Linked DNA regions of Mus musculus: region 2 is linked to region 1. Evidence: chromatin contacts called from ENCODE Hi-C or POLR2A ChIA-PET data. All regions are on one chromosome and are shown on one strand. The core of a region is the stretch at or near the end of the contact, and the rest is flanking DNA. Distances in the headings are between cores, read along the strand shown. Region 1 holds the start of Barx1 (BarH-like homeobox 1). Region 2 holds the start of Wnk2 (WNK lysine deficient protein kinase 2).

Region 1 (4,859 bases), core at 652-3,151:
CGTTTGGGAGCCCGAACCAGCCACTCCCTGGGGATTTAAACCCAGCATCCTGGGCGACCCTCCTTCAGGTAGCTATCCCGAGGAGTCTAGAAAAGAGTATCCCTCGCATCCTTTGCTCTTTTTTGGAGTCCCCATGAGCCAGTAGGCTCCGAGATTTCAGGATGCTTTAGAGCAAGTTCGCTGCTCCGAGGACATAGAGTATGCCTTTCGTGAAAAAGAGAAACTAAGAAGAAACGGGTGAATTTGGAAGCGGGGGCGGGGGTGGGGGAGCTTTTGCATTGGGAAAAGAACGTTGTGGAATGTGAGCATTTGTTTTTCTGGGCGCTGTACCTACATCACTGGCTGAGGCTTGGACATTGGCGAGGAAAGGGTCACCAAAGCATCCTTTGAACCTGAAAATTGTCTTTCTTGTTTCCTCTGTTCAGACCCCCTCCCCCCAAGAAGCATGAAGACCTCTCCATGTTCTTTAGCCCTAAATCGGCTGTTTGCCCGCTTCAAACGAATTGCCAACAACAGAGTCCTTTTATAGTGAACGGCAGCAGAGAGGCTGTGAACCAGATGAACATCAAAGAGGCAAACTGGACTGGCTGCTACCAAGACTGGACAGAATCTGGGGCCGGTTCCGGAGGCCGCTAGCTGAGCTGGAGTCTATATTGGACGCTTCCTTTCCTGGTAGGCTTCTCCTAAAAGAGATACTGGAAAGGATGGATCTGCCTGGCTGAGAACCATCAGGGTAAGGGGAGCATAGAAAACATAGCAGGAAGTGGGAAGAGAATCTTGCGGAGGGGGAGAGGTAGAGGGGAGACAGATCCACTTTACCAAAAGGCTAGGAAGGAGGTCAACCAAAGAGAGTCACTAAGCCCTAAGCCGAGATGCAGTACAGGGCAGACTGCCTCACAATCTCCCAAGAGACAAGACGGAGACAGAAAAGATCTGAGCAAGTGCTTCAAGACGCACGAAAGCCCAGCAGATCTCGGGATGGAAGGACCAACTGGGCAGCGGATCACAACCAGGCCTCTTTCCCTCAAACAAGGCCTACGGAGACCCTGGCCGCAGCACAGGCCTCGGTCGGTTGCTGACTGGAAAGCACGGGGTTCTGAAAGGCTCCTGGATGGCTTGGGCATCCAACACTATGCGACACGACCCTCTTCTCCAGAGCTTTCCCAGTCTGGGCAGCTACTGTTATGCCCAGCCAACCCTACCGCGAAACTCAGGCTTCCCCTGGTTTGAAGTCATTTTGATCCAGAGTGCTCGGTAGATTGATTTTGTAGCAACCATAGGGATGCGGTCTCTGGCTCCTGGCCTCGCCTATCACCCGATTCGAAAAAACTCGAAGCCGCCCTGAAGCAGAAGACAAACTCTCTTCTGGTCTGACGCGAGGACACAAGGCCTGGTTTCTGCCTAGCTCATTGCTCGCACCCTCCACTTTCCCGTTGGAGTGCGCGAAGAGAGGTAGGTGCCTCGGGCCTGCGCTGAGCTGCATCCCAGGTCGCTCCAGAAACAGGGGAGAAAGAGGATGAATTACGGACAACCCCAGGTCTCCGACTCCCACCCGCCCGCCAAGCCCAGTCCTCTGCGCGGCGGCCGCTGCACGTACCCAGGTGGCTGTGGAAGGGCCGGGCGGCCAGCAGCGCCTGTACGCCGAACTTGAGCAGCTCGCCCGCGGCGGCAGCGGCGGCCGCGGGCGCTGCGCCCTTGGGCCCCGGAGGCTCAGTGAGGATCTCTTCGATCATGAAGCTGCGGTAGCGATGCGGTCGGTGATCCGCACAGCCCTCGGGCGGACCGAAGCGCGCGGCTCCCGGCTCCCCTGGCCGCTGCATCGCGGCTCCCGGGGATGCGCCCGCGGCTAGGAAGCGACGGCGGCTAAGCTCCGGCGCGGGGCCCGCGCGGGGCTCTAGGCCGGCCCGCAGCTCGCGGCGGCGCGCGGGCGCCGGCTCATGCCCCCTCCCCCGCCGGCTGGCCGGGCGGAGGCGCAGGGCGCGGGCGGGGCGCGCGGGGCTCGGCCAGTCGGACCCGGGACTGCGTCCCCGCCCCGCGCCGCCGCGCCTCTAGCCTGGCCAGCCCCGCGTCACTGCCTTGCCCCGCCCGCCCTGCCCCGCCCCGCCCCGCGCTGCCGCCCCCCACCCACTAGGCCCAGCCGGAGGGAGGGACCCAGGAGGGAGGAAAGGAGGTTGAGAGGAGGGAAGGAGGGAAAGAGCCCGGGATAGGGGCTCGCAGGCCGGGACCAAGGGAAAAAGAGGAGAGCTCGCCCAAGAGGACAGCCCTGAGGATAGGACACTGCGGAGATGGGCAAACCGAGGATCTTGAATGAGAGGCGTGAAAAAGTCTGAAGACAGACAGCAAGGACCACGCAGGATCCTAGGCAGTGATGTGAAGGTGTCCAAGACGCCTCTTAGACGTGAGTGCGCCGAGACGTAGAGAGGAGAGAGCCCCAGAGGTGCAGGAGGGCACGGGGAGGGCACAGCAGCAAGGCCAGCGGACTGGGTGGGATGGGGAGGGGCTGGAGTGGTGGTGAGGAGGAGGGGCAAAAGCCAAGCTGGGAAAGGGGTAGCCTTAAACAGCTTTCCCAGGTCTGCGAGATGCTGTAGGGATCCAGTGCAATACACCGGGGTGTAACTCGCAGGGTGGTGACCATGCCTGTGCACCACTTCCCCCCCTTCCCTGTCCACCCCAACCTCAGTTTACCATTTTGATCTCAAATCTCTGAAGCTACCCTGGGAGAAAAAAAAAAAGATTCTCCAACTAGGATTTACCTAAATTTCTAATTTAAGCTTACCTGGACACATTTTCTCTGGCAACCACCAGACTTAGTGGGCTGAGTTATGTTTACTTAGAGCAAGGGATAGAATAAGGGCAGATGAATAAAAAGGGGAAAGACTGTCACTGGATGAACTTTGAGGCAGGGGATCATGGAATACTCTGAGAGTCTGGGGACCTAGCTCCATCTCTGAGCCTCCAGTCTCTCACAGGACTAAAGATGGGGCTGTTAGATCATTCTCTTTTTCTCTCCCCAAATTAACCTCTGTTGAGTGTGCCTCTTTGAGTCTTGGCACTGACAGTTTCTGAGCTGTCTCAAGTCTGGAAGACTTGACTCTTGGCTCCAGGGAGTTTGTGGGGATGGAAGGTGAGACTTTTCTATACCCAGGGTGACCCATGCCAGCTGTTCAGGGGTAGCAAGAAGGGTAGGGTGTCCTCAGGAGGCTAGGAGAGGACTTGCTGTATTTCCTATCTGCCTCTCTCAGGAGTCTTGGGTTCTGTCTCCACCCTGTCCAGCCTTCCTAGACTGGACTCCATGTTTTAAGCCACTCCTACTTCCCACGAATGCTCTCCACAGAGCCTAAGCCCTCACTGCTGGGAAACTGAGTTCATCACACTATATCCCAACTCTCCAAGTTGAAATAATTTCTTCTGCCTGCTGACGGGGTTGGGGTGGAGGGCTCAGAAGCCTACTGGACTGTAGCATCCGGGACACTAAGAAATGACCAATAGCCTTTGACCATTGAGCCTGGGAAGGGGACAAAGGGCATCTTTCCAAATGTTCTGCTGAGATGCAGACCCCCCCCCCCCAAAGCTCATTGCTACAGCTCAGCCAAATGTGCAGCGACTTTCTGAGTCAGGAGACCACCATCAGGACTGAAGGGAAGCAGTCTTTAGTGGCTTCCCGTTGCTTTAGACTCCTGAAAGGGGATAATCAGGTAACCAAAATAACTCTTTAGAAGGGTGATACAGGACCCACTAAGACCACCCGCACACATATCAGAGACAGAGTGGCAATGGGCATCTTCCCACTGAACAGAAAGGAAAGTCGGTGTCTACTCAGGACATAGGAATCTTGGCCAACAACCTCCTTTCTCAATACAACTCAATCCAAGGACTGGTTCAGGCATTCCAGTGAGTAGAAGCGGCTTTCTAGGTACCATACCTATACCAGAACAAAGGCCTTTCTGCCTATACTGCTTCCACTCTGTCCATCCCTGGAGGGCTCAACATCAGGCCCCTCCACTTCCTCTTGGGCATCGGAAGGAGTATAGCTTGGAATGGGTTCTACTGGGGAGGAGTCCCAGCCAGCTCCCATCCTATCTTCTCTGATTTTGATCCCGACAGAAGCCACCCTGTATTTGAACACTATGCGCCTTCCTTCCAATTTCAGCCAGGTTTCCCCAAAACGCAAGGTTGATCCTGGAAATGGGTCTGAGCTACCAAGACCACTCATTCCTATTGTCGATATCCAGTCAACAGCTCTGTTTTTATTGCCAGGAAGGAGTTTAAGGTCAAGCTGAACAGAGGAGGCTCATTTTTTTCTGGCATGAAGGTCTTAATTCTAGAAAGAGACCCCACCCCCACTCCATTCCACAGGTGCGCCTCTCCCCCTCCCACACACACCCTCCAGCTCCTTGGACGCTGGCCAGGACTGTTTCAAGCCGCCCAGGCCGAATGCCTGCAGTGATTCCTGCCTGCTGGGAATGAAGCCCCAAGGACTAAAAGCTTAGCCTGGCACCAAAGGCTCAGAGCCAGGCTATGCCCCGATGCCCCATGCCCTCTTTAAGCTCGAGCCCCTGACGCATCCTTTTCAAACTACATTCTTCTCAAAGTCCAGAGGGACCCTAAAGCAAACCTGCGAATAAACCCCTTTTAGGCGAAAAAAAAATTGCGAAGAAATGGCTTCAGGGATCCTTTGTTTAGGAATTCTGCATTGGCTGGCTGGAAAGGGGTTAGTTCACAAGGAAAGGGGTTCCCCCTTCCACTTGGACGGCACAGGACGAAGGGAAGTCCCCACTAGAGGCGCAGCCACTGAGTCCTAAGCCTAAAGCCCGCCAGGGCCTCCCGCCTGTCGCCTAAACTAAAATCCCGGAAACTGG
Region 2 (4,859 bases), core at 766-3,265, 490 kb before region 1:
TGACAGACTCAGAGATGTCCGGGGACCTGAAGAAGGGTACAGAGTGGGTCCCTGGCTGCTAAATTCTATACCAAGGAGTCCTTGTTTCCATCTGTTGGAATTCCAAGGGCCTGTTAGTGATACTAGTCTGAGATTCCTTGCAAAGAGATCAATGGCCTTATCCGGTAGTTTCATAGCTGTGGACTCCAAGGGCTGGCATAGGGAGCGAGTTCACCATAGGTTATGCAAGTGGGGCTGTGGGAAAACACACCCAGGGAGTTAGTTACAAAGAACATGGTGCCCAGTCAGACACAGGCTCTCCGAGATCTGTCTCAGCCTGGACTGTGCCCAGTTTTGTGGGTAGGGTCATAATTCTTCACAAACATGTGTGAATGTGTGTGGGCAATAGCTGTAGGTATGGCTGAGGTCTCACTGGGTAGCCCAGGCTGGCCTCTGCCTCCTGAGTGATAGGGTTATAGGTATGCACCACCACACTTCGATTAGGTGTTGTAAGTGACTGGCTGCTTTCATCACTAGTCACTCAGCAGGTATATGCCACAGGCTGTCACTGTGTCCTGTTGGGAGACAGTCAGACTAGCATGCTGAGACTCTTCTGTCATGATTTCTCTTACACAGGCCCTGCCTATTATAGCTTCCATATACGTGCCAGGACCCAGAGGGCCTTTGCTGGATAAACCCTGTCCAAGAGAAATTACATTCTACAGGCTCAGGTTAGGAGAGGCAATACTGGGTGGGGTCTTTAGCCTCCTTAGTGAAGTTGTAATGGTCCTCACCCACATTCTGCCCCAGCTTGGGAGGTGCAGCTTGGATCCCCATCTCCAGAGACACTCAGACCCACAGAGCTGGCACCTGCGCTCTGCTTCTGGTTGAGTGGGCTTTACGTTCATGCCTGACTCCCAAGGTAGATGAGAAATGAGATAATATAAATTAACAGGCATCTGGCAAATGCCCAGTCCAGTGACAAGTACACAATTTAACCCCTGGGTCTCTGGGGTATATGTTGGAGTCCTAACTTCATGGCTCTCAGTTTTCATAACGTAAGTAGTCCCAGCATTCCCCCTTTAAGGAGACAGTGTGCTACCACCCAACTCAGCTAGGAAGTGACTTGAACATCAGCCTTTTAAAGTTACTTTTGACTGGTATCAGCATCCACTGACAGCCCCTAGCAGGGCCAGGGAAACCCTGTCACTGGGTAACAGCTCTGTCTGCATTTGCTTCCCTTTAATCGTGAAGGATGTGTTGCCTCTGTTGGCTTTTCTGTCTTATGAGTTGCTGGTGTCAAAGGCTCTAAGGCCAGCAGCCGCTGGCCATCGGTTCACATTTGTAACTTGCATCTTTGACAGGGTGCCATACCATCAGGATGAGCAAAGAGATCAGAACATGCTGGTAACTTCCTTTGCGCTGTTTTCTTCAGGTGAAGTGACCCCAATGATGTGCATCACAACTGGTGAGCCCAGGTGCAGGTGCCTGGCATGGGCTCAGAAATCAGGTCAGTCTTCTGTGACCCTTGCAGTCAGGTTCAGAGATGCCCGGGGCAAGGGCTTGTCTGGGGTAATTGAGTAGCTCAGGGGGTGGAGAGAGAAGCTCCTGAGGGGGTTGAGGGTGGGGAAAGATGGCAATCAATATGGTAAGTCAAGGGGTTTCTGGAAACCTTTTCCAGTTTCCATCTTGGGACCTCTGAGATTTAGGACAGAGAAATCCTTTCTATTTTTTTTTTTCATTTATTTTTGAGACGGTTCCTGGTTCCTTTATTGCCACGTGACCCAACTCCTGGATCAAGTATCCTCTGCCCCCCACAGCCCTCCCCCACCGGTGTTGGGATTATAGGCTTGGGCCACCACGCTACTGATCAGGGCAAAAGGACATCTGTCTTTGAGATCTGGATTTGCTTAATGGAAAAGAGGGACACAGCGCTTACTGGTACCAACGTCCGTGGATGATAGTGAGGTTTTCCCATATCCTGGCAGTACAGAAAGGCCCAGAAGACACTCCAATTTTGCAACCATACTTGGGCACCTAGGATATCCTGAGGTTGTCTGTTTTGTCTTGGCATAGGTTCCAGGATTTGGCTCTCTGGCTAAGTCACGTTGTCTGTGGCCTGCCACCTCCGGGGAAAATAGAGCCCCTCAAGGCCCCACAGTTCAGCGGACCACTTCCAAAGAGCTTCAGGGCCAGGCGCCGGCCTGGAACCCTTGCCGCAGGTGGAGGCCATGGGGAGCATCCCGCAGGTGGCGGCGCTCAGCCGCAGCCAGGTGGGCGTGTCAGGCCCCGCCCCGCGCTCCGGTCTTGGGGAGGGTGGGACGAACGGAAGCCCCGCCCTCCCCGCGCGCTAGTTCGGAGCCGGTGCGGGAGCGGAGGCGCGCGGAGCCGGCAGGAGCACGCGGGAGCGCGGCCCCGCAGCGGCCCGGCCCGAGGGAGCAGCATCGTAGGAGCAGAACGGCCTGGCGACCCCCGCTGCAGCCAGGACCCCGCCCCAGCGCGACGCGGCCCCGAGAGAGGACTCTGGCCCCGGAGCGCGGCCTCGCCCTCCTCGCTCGCCCGGGTCCCCGGGCTGCGGGCATGGACAGCGCCCGCTCGCCCTGTGAGTATCGAGCTCTCCCGTTCGCCGCCTTTGTGTGCGCGCCGCGCCGCCGCAGCCCCCTCCCCGCGCGCCCCGGGCCCGCGTCCTTTGTGGAGCCTGCTCCTGTCCGGTGCTTCCCTTTACCCCGGCCTCCCTGTCCCTTCCCCACCCGCTCGCGGGATAGCCTAGCGGGGTCGCTCCAGTACTGGCCTTGACCCCTTTCTCCAGCCTCCCGAGCCCTTCTGTAGCTCCTTTGAGCCCTCAGGGACACCTAGCAGGTCGTCCCTCCTGGAGTCCCTGGGACAGCTAGAGACAGGCCGTGTTCCCGGCTCGGAGCTGAGTGAAGCAGGGCATCCCCTTGCAATCCTCGCCTCGGGGTCCGGTCTGCAGCCCTCTCCCCGGAGCCCGCAGAGGACCGCCCGGCAGGTCACTTCTGCGGTGGGGCTGGGCAGGGCGCGGGCCCAGAGGCGGCGCTGTCTCATCCCGCGGCCCAGGCAGGTGCGGCGGGGCTGGCGCTCACGCAGGGTCCGTGTGTCCTTGGCCCGCAGAGATGGACGGCGATGGCGGCCGCCGAGACGCCCCCGGCGCGCTGATGGAAGCCGGGCGCGGCACGGGGTCGGCGGGCATGGCGGAGCCGCGGGCGAGGGCGGCGCGGCTCGGGCCCCAGCGCTTCCTGCGGCGCAGCGTGGTGGAGTCGGACCAGGAGGAGCCGCCGGGCCTGGAGGCGGCCGAGACGCCGAGCGCGCAGCCCCCACAGCCTCTGCAGCGCAGGGTGCTTCTACTCTGCAAGACGCGCCGGCTCATCGCGGAGCGCGCCCGGGGCCGCCCCGCCGCGCCCGCGCCCGCCGCGCCCGCTGCGCCTCCCGGCTCCCCGAGTGTCCCCTCGGACCCTGGCCCGGAGCGAGCGGGCACGCAGGAGCCCAGCCCAGATCCCACCACCGCCTCAGCCGCAGCCGCGCAGGTCCCCGACGGCGGCCCGAGGCAGGAAGAGGCGCCGGCCCCAACACAGGAGGACGCTGGAACCACCGAGGCAAAGCCGGAGCCCGGGCGCGCACGCAAGGATGAACCTGAAGAGGAGGAAGACGATGAGGACGACCTCAAGGCCGTGGCCACCTCTTTGGACGGCCGCTTCCTCAAGTTCGACATCGAGCTGGGCCGGGGCTCCTTCAAGACGGTCTACAAGGGGCTGGACACGGAGACCTGGGTGGAGGTAGCATGGTGTGAACTGCAGGTGAGCGCCGCTGCCCCGCAGGTGGGCTGTCCGCAAATGCGTCCTTGGGTGTGTCCTTGCTCATATGAAGGGCTTTAGGCAGCCCTGGGGATGGTGGCTGGTATGTGTCACCCTCTGTGTGGGTGTCCTGCAGGATATGTGCCTCGTGTATGGCTAGCCTGTTGGTGCTGTTTCTGGACCTGTGCACACACAGGTTGAGGCTTGCCATCTTGGAGGTCAAGGCTGGGTATGTGCTGTGCCCATGGTGACATAGGCTCTGGAGTGGTCAGTGGAGGTTCGTTCTGTCAGCCCATGCTCCTTGTCCGTCCACAGAACCCACTTGTACTGGCTCAGTAGGGACTGGAGGGTAGTGAGAGAGAAGGCTGTCTTTAGGCCCTTTTCTAGGTGGCTTGGAAGCTCCCAGCTGTCCTCAAATTAGCATTTTTCCTGTACCCTGCAAGATGTATGTGTGATAACTGCAGATGCCTGCAAGGGTTTCCTCAGATTCAGGAATGATGATTGGTGGGTCTTTGGTGTTCTGCTGGCCAAGGCCAAGAAGCCCTGTCAGCAGCCTCCTGGTGTTCTAAGAGCCTGGTTTGTTCACACGTTAGCTGTGTGAGTGAAAATTATGGGGGAAAAAAAGGCCTGCCTTTTTTCTTTCTCTCTCTTTCCCTCTTCTCCACCCCCTTTCTTCCTTCCACCTTTCTCTTGTATCTCTCTCTTTTTTTTTCTTTCCTTTCTTTTCTGGAAGCAGAGGCTCAGCATGTATTTTTCATAACCTTGCCCTCACGTTAGCTGTGTCAGCCCTGGCCCTGAAGATTATATAAACCGCAACCCTAGCCGTCCTGGGGCCAGCCTTGGAAGAGGAGGCAGCTCCTGTCACAAGGGGTGTTTACAGGCCCTCCCTTACTGGGAGGGAGGGGCAGCTGTCAGGCAGGGGCCAGCTGGGAGAGTGCTGGCTGGAGGTGTAAGCCTACCCGCTGGCCCTTAAAGTTAGCTGGCCCTTCCAGGGCTGATGCATCCTGGGCAAACCTGGGTGAGCTGGGTGCCAGGGCTGCTGTCCGGTGCAGGATGCCTGCACTTTTGGCT

The links. Hi-C counts contacts between places; a loop is a spot of excess contacts on that map. ChIA-PET counts read pairs that join two places held with the same protein, here RNA polymerase II (POLR2A).
Region 2: a map of mouse embryonic stem cell shows a loop between it and region 1 (2.6-fold over the local background). The contact joins the promoter of Wnk2 here to the promoter of Barx1 in region 1. A Hi-C loop is called at or near these places in 2 of 37 maps with a recorded cell type or tissue (adrenal gland and mouse embryonic stem cell). POLR2A ChIA-PET finds 5 or more read pairs at or near these places in 1 of 5 experiments (embryonic stem cell).

Annotation. Positions count from the first base shown.
Region 1 is chr13:48,660,078-48,664,936 of GRCm38, reverse strand. It overlaps Barx1 (BarH-like homeobox 1), which reads right to left and starts at 1,901. Exons shown (of 4, transcript NM_007526.4): 1 at 1,598-1,901. The coding sequence starts at 1,820. It overlaps Gm36606 (a long non-coding RNA gene), which reads left to right and starts at 2,145. Exons shown (of 4, transcript XR_382336.3): 1 at 2,145-2,398.
Region 2 is chr13:49,145,484-49,150,342 of GRCm38, reverse strand. Wnk2 (WNK lysine deficient protein kinase 2) reads left to right here and starts at 2,015. Exons shown (of 30, transcript NM_001290313.1): 1 at 2,015-2,581; 2 at 3,109-3,791. The coding sequence starts at 3,111.